Regions from separate parts of the Homo sapiens genome. Here region 2 is linked to region 1. A link is an interaction called in ENCODE POLR2A ChIA-PET data of the cell type or tissue named here. Cell type or tissue: PC-3. All regions are shown on one strand.

Region 1 (4,000 bases):
AGTTTTCATAAGGAAACAACGACCCATAGAAACAGTTCAACCTGTGTGTTTTTGTGCTAGATTTGATGAAGGGTGGACAGTCATGGAGAAATGTGATAGGGCAAAAAGGGTATGAGTTAAGTGTCATGAACTGGGGGGTTAAGCAAGGCCTGTTTGTTCAGATTCTTCTCTGTGGCCCTGTGTCTTCAGCGATAATGATGCTATTTTCCTCGAGGTAGAAGAAGGCCACCTGTTGAGTGAGGGAGGGTCTTATGATCAGCTTCACTGGAAGGTCAGAAAATCCTTTCTAGGTTTTATGACCTGCTGCAGGAGAGAAGGGAGGTGGAAGGTCTGAGAGGCCTTCCTGCACATGCTGCCTCCTGAATGCCCTCACCTTCCAAGGTGCCGTAGTTAGGACAGCATGTCCTGAACCTTGTCACAATCCCATGAGCATTTTTTAAAGATAGGGATAGATAGATATTCACCATCACATATGTAATATGTATGCATGCATGTGTATCTGTGTGTGTGTATTAAAGTTTCATGTTTTGACCTGCTAAGGAAAGGGTATCTACAGAGACATAGAGGGAGAGAAAAAGGAAGGAGGAGAAAGAGAGAGGGAAATATAAGTGAAGAAAAGAAAGAGATAAAAAGAACAAAGGAGAAGGGCAGGATCAGAAGATGGAAGTTTAAAATGTGTTGCGCCTCTGCTGTATGTTCCTGTTGAAGGCAGGGCTGGGCTTCTTACATGGGGGAAGGAAACCAAGGCTAATTGTAAGGAAGATGGAGAGGGCAGAGGAGGGAGAGGCAGAGGGGGAAGAGAGCTGCCTAGAGGGTCAGAGGGACTGCCTGGAAGTCCCAGATGGTGCTAATCCACTTTGTGTTTCTATAATGTACAGGGCTCTGGGTTGCAGTTACTGGTCACCAGATCCCTTTCAAATGCTCATTTGCTATTTCTGTCCTGAATATAGCTGATCAGTTTCTGTGTTCAAATGCAAACGTTATTTATGGTGCTTATTTGTTATGGGTGTTTTGGTTTCTTTTGCCCATGGGATTCTTAGGGTTTTGCTCCCTGGCATCTTGGAAATCTAGTGTAAGCCTATGCTAACAGGGACCTGAAGATCCTTTTTGCAGAAGGTAAGTGCCTCATCACGCAGAGCCTGAAGGTTAGATTTAGGGTAAGGATTGCATTGACCTGAGACTCACCTTTGACTCCCATCCTTAAAATCAAATTTCCTTGATTTGTTTAATTGTTTTAAAATACTTACTCTTATTCTTCTTTGCAAACGGATGTGTCAGGCTTGAACATTTGAATGAGCTTTGAAAGAAAGCTGCCTCACTTTTTATTTGGTGGCAGCCTACACAGGTTAGTGATCAATCAAAACATAAGTAAAGTAGTAACTCAACATTTCTTTGAATGTTTAGATTACTTACCTTTGCATAGCTCTTAGCCTTTTAAAAAAAATTATTATTCAGACTGAAAATTCAGCTCTGTGTTTTTGTTGGTTTGTTTGTTTTTGAGGTGGGGTCTCAGGGTCACCCAGGCTGGAGTGCAGTGGTGTGATCACAGCTCACTGCAGCCTCAACTTCTGGACTCAAGTTATTCTCCCACCTCAGCCTCCTTAGTAGCTGGGACTACAGGAACCCACCACTACACATAGCTAGTTTTTTGTTTTTCTTTTAGTAGAGAAGAGATCTTGCTATGTTGCCCAGGCTGGTCTCCAACTCCTGAGCTCAAGCGATCCTCCTGCCTTGGTCTCCCAAAGTGCTGGGATTACAGGTGTGTGCCACCACACCCAGCCTAAAACTCATCTTTGAATAGGTAACTCCAGGAGTCAAAAGTAGGGAATATAGTTTGGGGATACACAGCCTTTGCGGCTGGTAACATCAGGGTGCTATGATTTAAAGGGACCCCCTCCGTGTTACAACACTTACTACCCAAGTTATTCTCTTCAGCATGGTTCATAGTATTGACCTAGAACTATTGAGTTTCTGTGACTCTGAAAAAACATAATTTTTTATTTCTTCAATCTGCAAAATAGTGATATGTTCTAAGGATTAACAAATTGCTTCAAATGCCTGCTATGATAGCATTATACTTGAGCTTAACTTATTTTTATGTTTCAGAATTCTCTGAATAGCAGTTAACTTTCTCATGGGAAATTTGGATACATTTAGTAGATTTCAAAGCATAATGCAACAATAAATGTTTCTTTTCAGTATTTATTTGCCCCTTATTGCCTCATAAAACAATTCCTAAAATCATTGGCTCTCTCCAGTGATCTTTTACTCATCTTCAAGTCATCTCCTTCCTCTTTATATTTGATTGAATTATGAGATTTTACTGTTTGCCAGGCCTTCAACTAATTGCCAGGGATAGAATGATGAATAAGCTATGATCTTTGCCTTCAAAAAAACTTCTGTCTTTTCGTGAGATGGTTCATAAACAGCCCAGAATTTGGCAGCCTCAGAAAATATTAGGTTAGTTTCTTTTTTTTTTTTTTTGAGATAGAATCTCACTCTGCCACCCAGGCTGGAGTGCAGTGGTGTGATCACAGCTCACTGCAGCCCTGACCTCTCCAGCTCAAGGGATCATTGTGTCTCAGCCTCCTGAGCAGATGGGACTATAGGCTGTGCCACCATACCTGGCTAATTTTTGTATTTTTAGTAGAGACAGGGTCTTGCCATTTTGCCCAGGCTTGTCTTGAACTCCTGGCCTCAAGTGATCTACCCACGTTGGCCTTCCAAAGTGCTGAGATTCCAGGCATGAGCCACTGTGTCTGGCCTTGGTTAGTTTCAGTTCTCTTTTCAATTAGCAATAATTTTGCTTATATATATATATATATATATACATATATATATATATATATGTATATATATATATATATTTTTTTTTTTTCTGAGATAAGGTCTCCCCTCTGTTGCCCAGGCTGGAGTGCAGTGGCACAATCTCAGCTCACTGCAGCCTCGACCTCTCCAGCTCAAGTGATCCTCCCACCTCAGCCTCTCGAGTAGCTGGGACTATAGGCACATGCCACCATACACAGCTAATATTTGTATTTTTTGTAGAGACGCGTGTCTCACTATGTTGCCCAGGGTGGTCTCTAACTTCTGGGCTCAAGAGATCCTCCTGTTTCGGCCTCCCAAAGTGCTGGGACTACAGGCATGAGCCATCGTGCCCAGCCCTAATATATCTTTTTATTTCCTAAAAATTCGTACCTCTTTCCTATACTAACTGACATAACCAAATTGGAATTAAAATAATGCAGGCTAGAATTTAAGAAAAAATAATCATCTTTCCTGGACAGTGCCCTGCTCAGGTAGACAGCACTTGGTTACCTACCCTTTGCAAGTTTAGTTTTAAACTGCCAAGTTCTAGTCATTGAATTTTTTTTATATATTATGCTTCCGTAACTTCTGTTTTGTCTAGAAGCATGAGCCTTAGTTTCTTTTCAACATTTCTGAAACACTTACACACCCAGTATCAGACTTTTTGCTGGGAAAAAACACTTAGGAACAATGAATAACAAGAATTCGGTTTATTCTGTTTCTGCCTAACATTGTGAGGAGTCTGCATAGTCAGAGTTTTAAGAAAAAAAATGTAATTTAGTGGGAAAATTAAAACTTTGATAGCCAAGGGTATATGCAGATAGCCTTTTCTGTGTATTTCCATTAAAAATAATTTATTTGAGAAAGTGGTTAGGAAGAAAGACATGTACCAAAAAATTTAAATTCTTTACCAAAGGCATAATGGAAGTGCCAAATGTTAAAGAATTGCATTTGAGCATTTGTGGTTGGACATGGTTTCAGGAAAGTATTCATTAAGAAGTGAAGTCAAGAGCACTGGGTATGAATATTGTATGCTAAGGGGAAAATGTATTTTAGGTAGGTGCTGGTGAAAGAATATACCATTATCTTCCTTATCTTTTAAGTATCCAGGCCAGTATCATGGGACCCTGCATTAATAGTGCTTTGGGACTGCACTTGGGTAATATTTTCAGCTGAAACTGAACTAACACAA
Region 2 (4,000 bases), 1.9 Mb after region 1:
ACATTAAGCTATAATTTTAAGCATCTGGGGGATGAGAGTAAGGGTCAGGAATGACCTCATTGTATCTGGATGACTTCTCACACGTTTCCTGTTTGTTGACCACATCGGCTACTCAATTCAACACTACTGTGCCTTGGCCAACTTAATGTTGCATTGATCTTGATTTATGTGTCCTAACGGTCATTTATGCAGATCATTCAGATAAGAAAGAAAATAATAATTAGTGAGCCCAGACACAAATATTTGATTTTCTAAAATTTTTATAATTTACCTTACTGTAAGCCAGTAGCAACACCCTGCCTTAATGCCTGCTTGGTTTTTAAATATACACTCTGATATGATAAATACTGGGTCTACAATGTTAATACAAAGTAGATGTGAGTGTAAAGGGATGCTGCTGTGAGAACACTGATGACGGAAATAAAAATTACTATTATAATAAGATGTCACCCATGGCTAACAGGTTAATAAAACACATCTCTTCATTTCAAATTGCATAAAAGCAGAATTTACTTGGATCCTTCCTCAGAATACTAGCAAACAGAGAGCGGGAAACAACATACTGATTTTTAAAATCCTGAATGTGATTAATTGTCCAGCATGTCTATAGAAAATAAAAACCTTAGATTGCACCACTGCACTGCAGCCTGGGTGACAGAGCGAGACTCCGTCTCAAAAAAAAAAAAAGAAAAGAAAAGAAAAGAAAAGAAAAACCTCAGCCATTGCCCACTGATAGTAGAGGAAAAGTAAGATTTAAAAAAATGTTTAGGAAAAGATCCAGTAACCGTGTGCAATGAAATACGAAAAAAGAGAAGTTTGGGAATGCCAGATTCACCCTAAAATGCAGAAGAAGGCACTACCTGTTTCATTGATTGTCCTTTTTATGTGTAGTTCAGCTTCCATAAAATCCCTTTAAAATATACTAGATCTAACTGATCCCTCGTCTCTTATGAAAAGACCAATCCTTTAAACAAAGACTGCTCAGATTTCTTATTTGTAAAGCGCACTAATAATGCCTGCCCCATAGGATTGTGCTTAGAGCACATTAATAAATACAATTTATTCATAAAGTCTTTGTTGAGCCCTTCTGTATGTTTGTACTGTTCTCAGTCCTGAAGGTGTGGTGGTGAGCAAGGCAGATAAGATGCCATCTATATTCTAGAAAGGGTGGATCAGTGAGGAATGTGTTTGTCTGTGAGTAAAAGGATCCTCACCAAATAGTGGCTGCACAGCAGTGCTGGTCTAGAGTGCCTGTAGAGAGGCCTGCAGAGGGCTGTTGAGGTGGTGGCTAAGACCGGGGTGATGGCAGTGGAGATGTATAGGAAGTATATCATGGATTAGAGTCAATGGGACTTGCTGATGGACTGGATGCTGGGGATAAAAGGTAGAGAGGATTCACAACTGACTTTTAGATATTTGTCTTGATAATTAATCAAGAAGGAGAGAAGAAGGAGGAGGAGGAAGAGAAGAAGAAGGAAAAAGAGAAGGGAAAGGACAGGAAGAAGAAGGAGGAGGAGAATGTTGTGTTGTTTCATAGTTTAATGATATTTTATCATTTTAAAAGCATTTCCAACCTATAAAGGCACTCAAAATAATTCTGTAGGCAAATAAAACTGGTATCAAGTCAGGAAACCAGATAAATAGCATGCCTCCAATGTTGATGTAATGTAGGTATGTTTATACCACGTCCTGCAAATAGAATATTTGTAAAAAGCATCTAATTTAACTTTTACAACATCCTATGAAATGAAAATTAATAATCACATTATGAAGATAAATAAACTGAGGCTCAGATAGATTAATTCACTTGTTCAGACTTACATAGTGAGTTGGCCATATCAGGATTCTATCCTCGGTCTCCTTAATGTTCTGCCTTCTTTCCAATGACAAGCATGTAAATTCCTAAGAGCTTTTTTAAGCTCAATGATGGCATTACTTCCTTCTCTGAGTTAATAAAACCCATCCTCGGAAGGTTACCTGGGGGGAAGGTTGTTACCTTTGGCTGCTTAAAAAGGAGAGAGCAAGGCACTGAAAGAATGGGACATCCATTGAATGGGTCCACCTGGACAGAAGTGTGGTGGGAGAAGGGAAAGGCGGGGACATGAGCTTTAGGACACACTGGACCTAAGGCAGATCGAGACAGAACAAAGATGCTGAGAACCTGAGTGGGGGTGGGGCAGGAGCCAAGGAGTAGTTGTGTCCCCACAGGAAACCAGAGCAGCAACAACCGCTTCTTTTTATATCTCAGGTGAGCTCTGTTTCCATATATAACTAAACAGAAGACTTGGGGTCAAATATCTGAAATAGAGATATTTTAAACATTCCTAATATGCCTCTGTTCAGAACAACAAAAAAAAAAAAACAAAAAAAACTCTGCCTAAACTTTACATTCAGATATACCCAGGGCCACATGAAAGAAAGCATTTGTGTTGACTTTGCACTGCTCCTCTTGGGTAATACTGCTTTGCAGTCTGTTCCTCTTAGGTCATTCACAACCAAATAACGCCCCCCTCCTTTGTGGCTCCGGTTAAATTTCATATTTGCTTAAGAAAAACACAGAATCTTGGGAAATTTTAGCCTATTACAGACATTAAGGAGGAACAGTCTATCTGCTTCTTATTTCTCTTAAAACACACACAAACTGCAGTGTGGGCGGCCAATGTTACCCTGGTGATTTCCTTCCCTCTGTTCTCAGCTAAAATTGTGCAAAGCTAATATGAGCACCTGAGTTCTACAAGAGAGGACACAATTTAGAAAGGGAAGCTATTAGAGAGCAGGGGAAGGAATGGGGACTTCCATAGGCTGAATGCTAATCAGATTAAAATATGTGCAAGGAAATTATACTTATGCATTTTAATCTGAGGCAACTGAGCTGGTGCACATTTTCTTAGCTGAAAGGAATGGCGGAAATGAGCTCATTTGAGTAGTGTGGGGACAGTGGCCTCACTCTTGTCTTCCCGTGCAGTCCCCTTACGTTGCACAGTATCCTGCAGAATGATCATTTTTCTCCATCGTGGAAATAAGGTTGCTTAAAAGGGCCAGAAGGTACTGCTGATTCCAAGTCAAGCTGACTCAGACTGAAGGAGGAAAATGAAAAGTAAATGCAATTTCATTTCAGGTTTCTGAAAGCTATTTACAAATGAGAGCAAAAAACACCATAGAAATCATGACCAATGCAGTATGCAGTGTCCCCAAATAGATGATTAAGATGGAATGGAATCACTTAGTAACACCAACTGAATATTCATGGACTGTCAGGGAGCCAGCCTAGAGGAGGTGAGATGCTGCCAAGCCGAGCGGGCCTGTGTGTCCTGGAAGAGGAGGGGTCTCTCTGCCTCTCCTCTTGGGTAGTTAGTGGTGATGTTGGGCTCCCAGCTTTGAAGCTTCCTAATTCAGGCTTTGATTTGGAGGCTTTGCACTAGCCCCTAAAAGCATGAGCCTCTGCATTCCAGAAATCTGATGTCACCCAGGCACAGTTGTGTAGGGGCTTTTCTTTTGTGAACCTTCCTTGAGAAATCTGGCTGCTATACCTGGGAGGTAGGAGAGCTTTTCTATGCCTGTCTTCTCTGTGATGATGTGAAAGCTCCTAATTCCAAAAGATTTCATCTACCCAGTAATAGCTACCAACCCGCTTCCTTCTACTGTTCAACTTATTACTGTGTTTCCTTAACGCTGAGATGCACATTATTTTCCATTTTAAAACTCTGAAATTGAGGGTAGATCTTACAATTGATATTGCCAACTGATCTCTTGCAATCTATATTGTAGTATTTCTTTCCCACTCTTTTTCTCTAAACAGGGGCGATTGAATAAATACAGTATCCTAGTCAGGAAAAATGAAACTCTGCCTCCAGCCTCTAAAGGCCACAAAGAATGAAATTGACAGAAGTAAGTAGGAAGAGAGTGCCCAGGGCTGAACCCTGATGGTTCTGGGTCAAGTAGCCAAGACAAGTGGAGGTCAAAGAGATGTGGCCCTCAGACCTCTACCGGACGATCCATA

Evidence for each region. ChIA-PET counts read pairs that join two places held together with the same protein. Peaks named below come from ENCODE experiments on the same cell type or tissue, not always from the same donor. Only the 100,000 strongest peaks of a DNase experiment are listed, where the experiment ranks them.
Region 2: POLR2A ChIA-PET joins it to region 1 with 10 read pairs; 1 of 35 experiments calls an interaction of 5 or more read pairs at or near these places.

What each region holds. Positions count from the first base shown.
Region 1 is chr13:35,913,200-35,917,199 of GRCh38, reverse strand. All of the region lies in intron 4 of DCLK1 (doublecortin like kinase 1), which reads left to right. Among named protein-coding and RNA genes, the nearest start is that of DCLK1, 220 kb to the left of the region's middle. RefSeq lists an enhancer at 1-452. In PC-3, no CTCF peak of the experiment used is centred here; no DNase peak of the experiment used is centred here; H3K27ac peaks cover 592 bases.
Region 2 is chr13:34,037,126-34,041,125 of GRCh38, reverse strand. The region is part of intron 1 of LOC124903153 (a long non-coding RNA gene); the gene reads right to left. Among named protein-coding and RNA genes, the nearest start is that of RFC3, 220 kb to the right of the region's middle. In PC-3, no CTCF peak of the experiment used is centred here; no DNase peak of the experiment used is centred here; H3K27ac peaks cover 1,315 bases.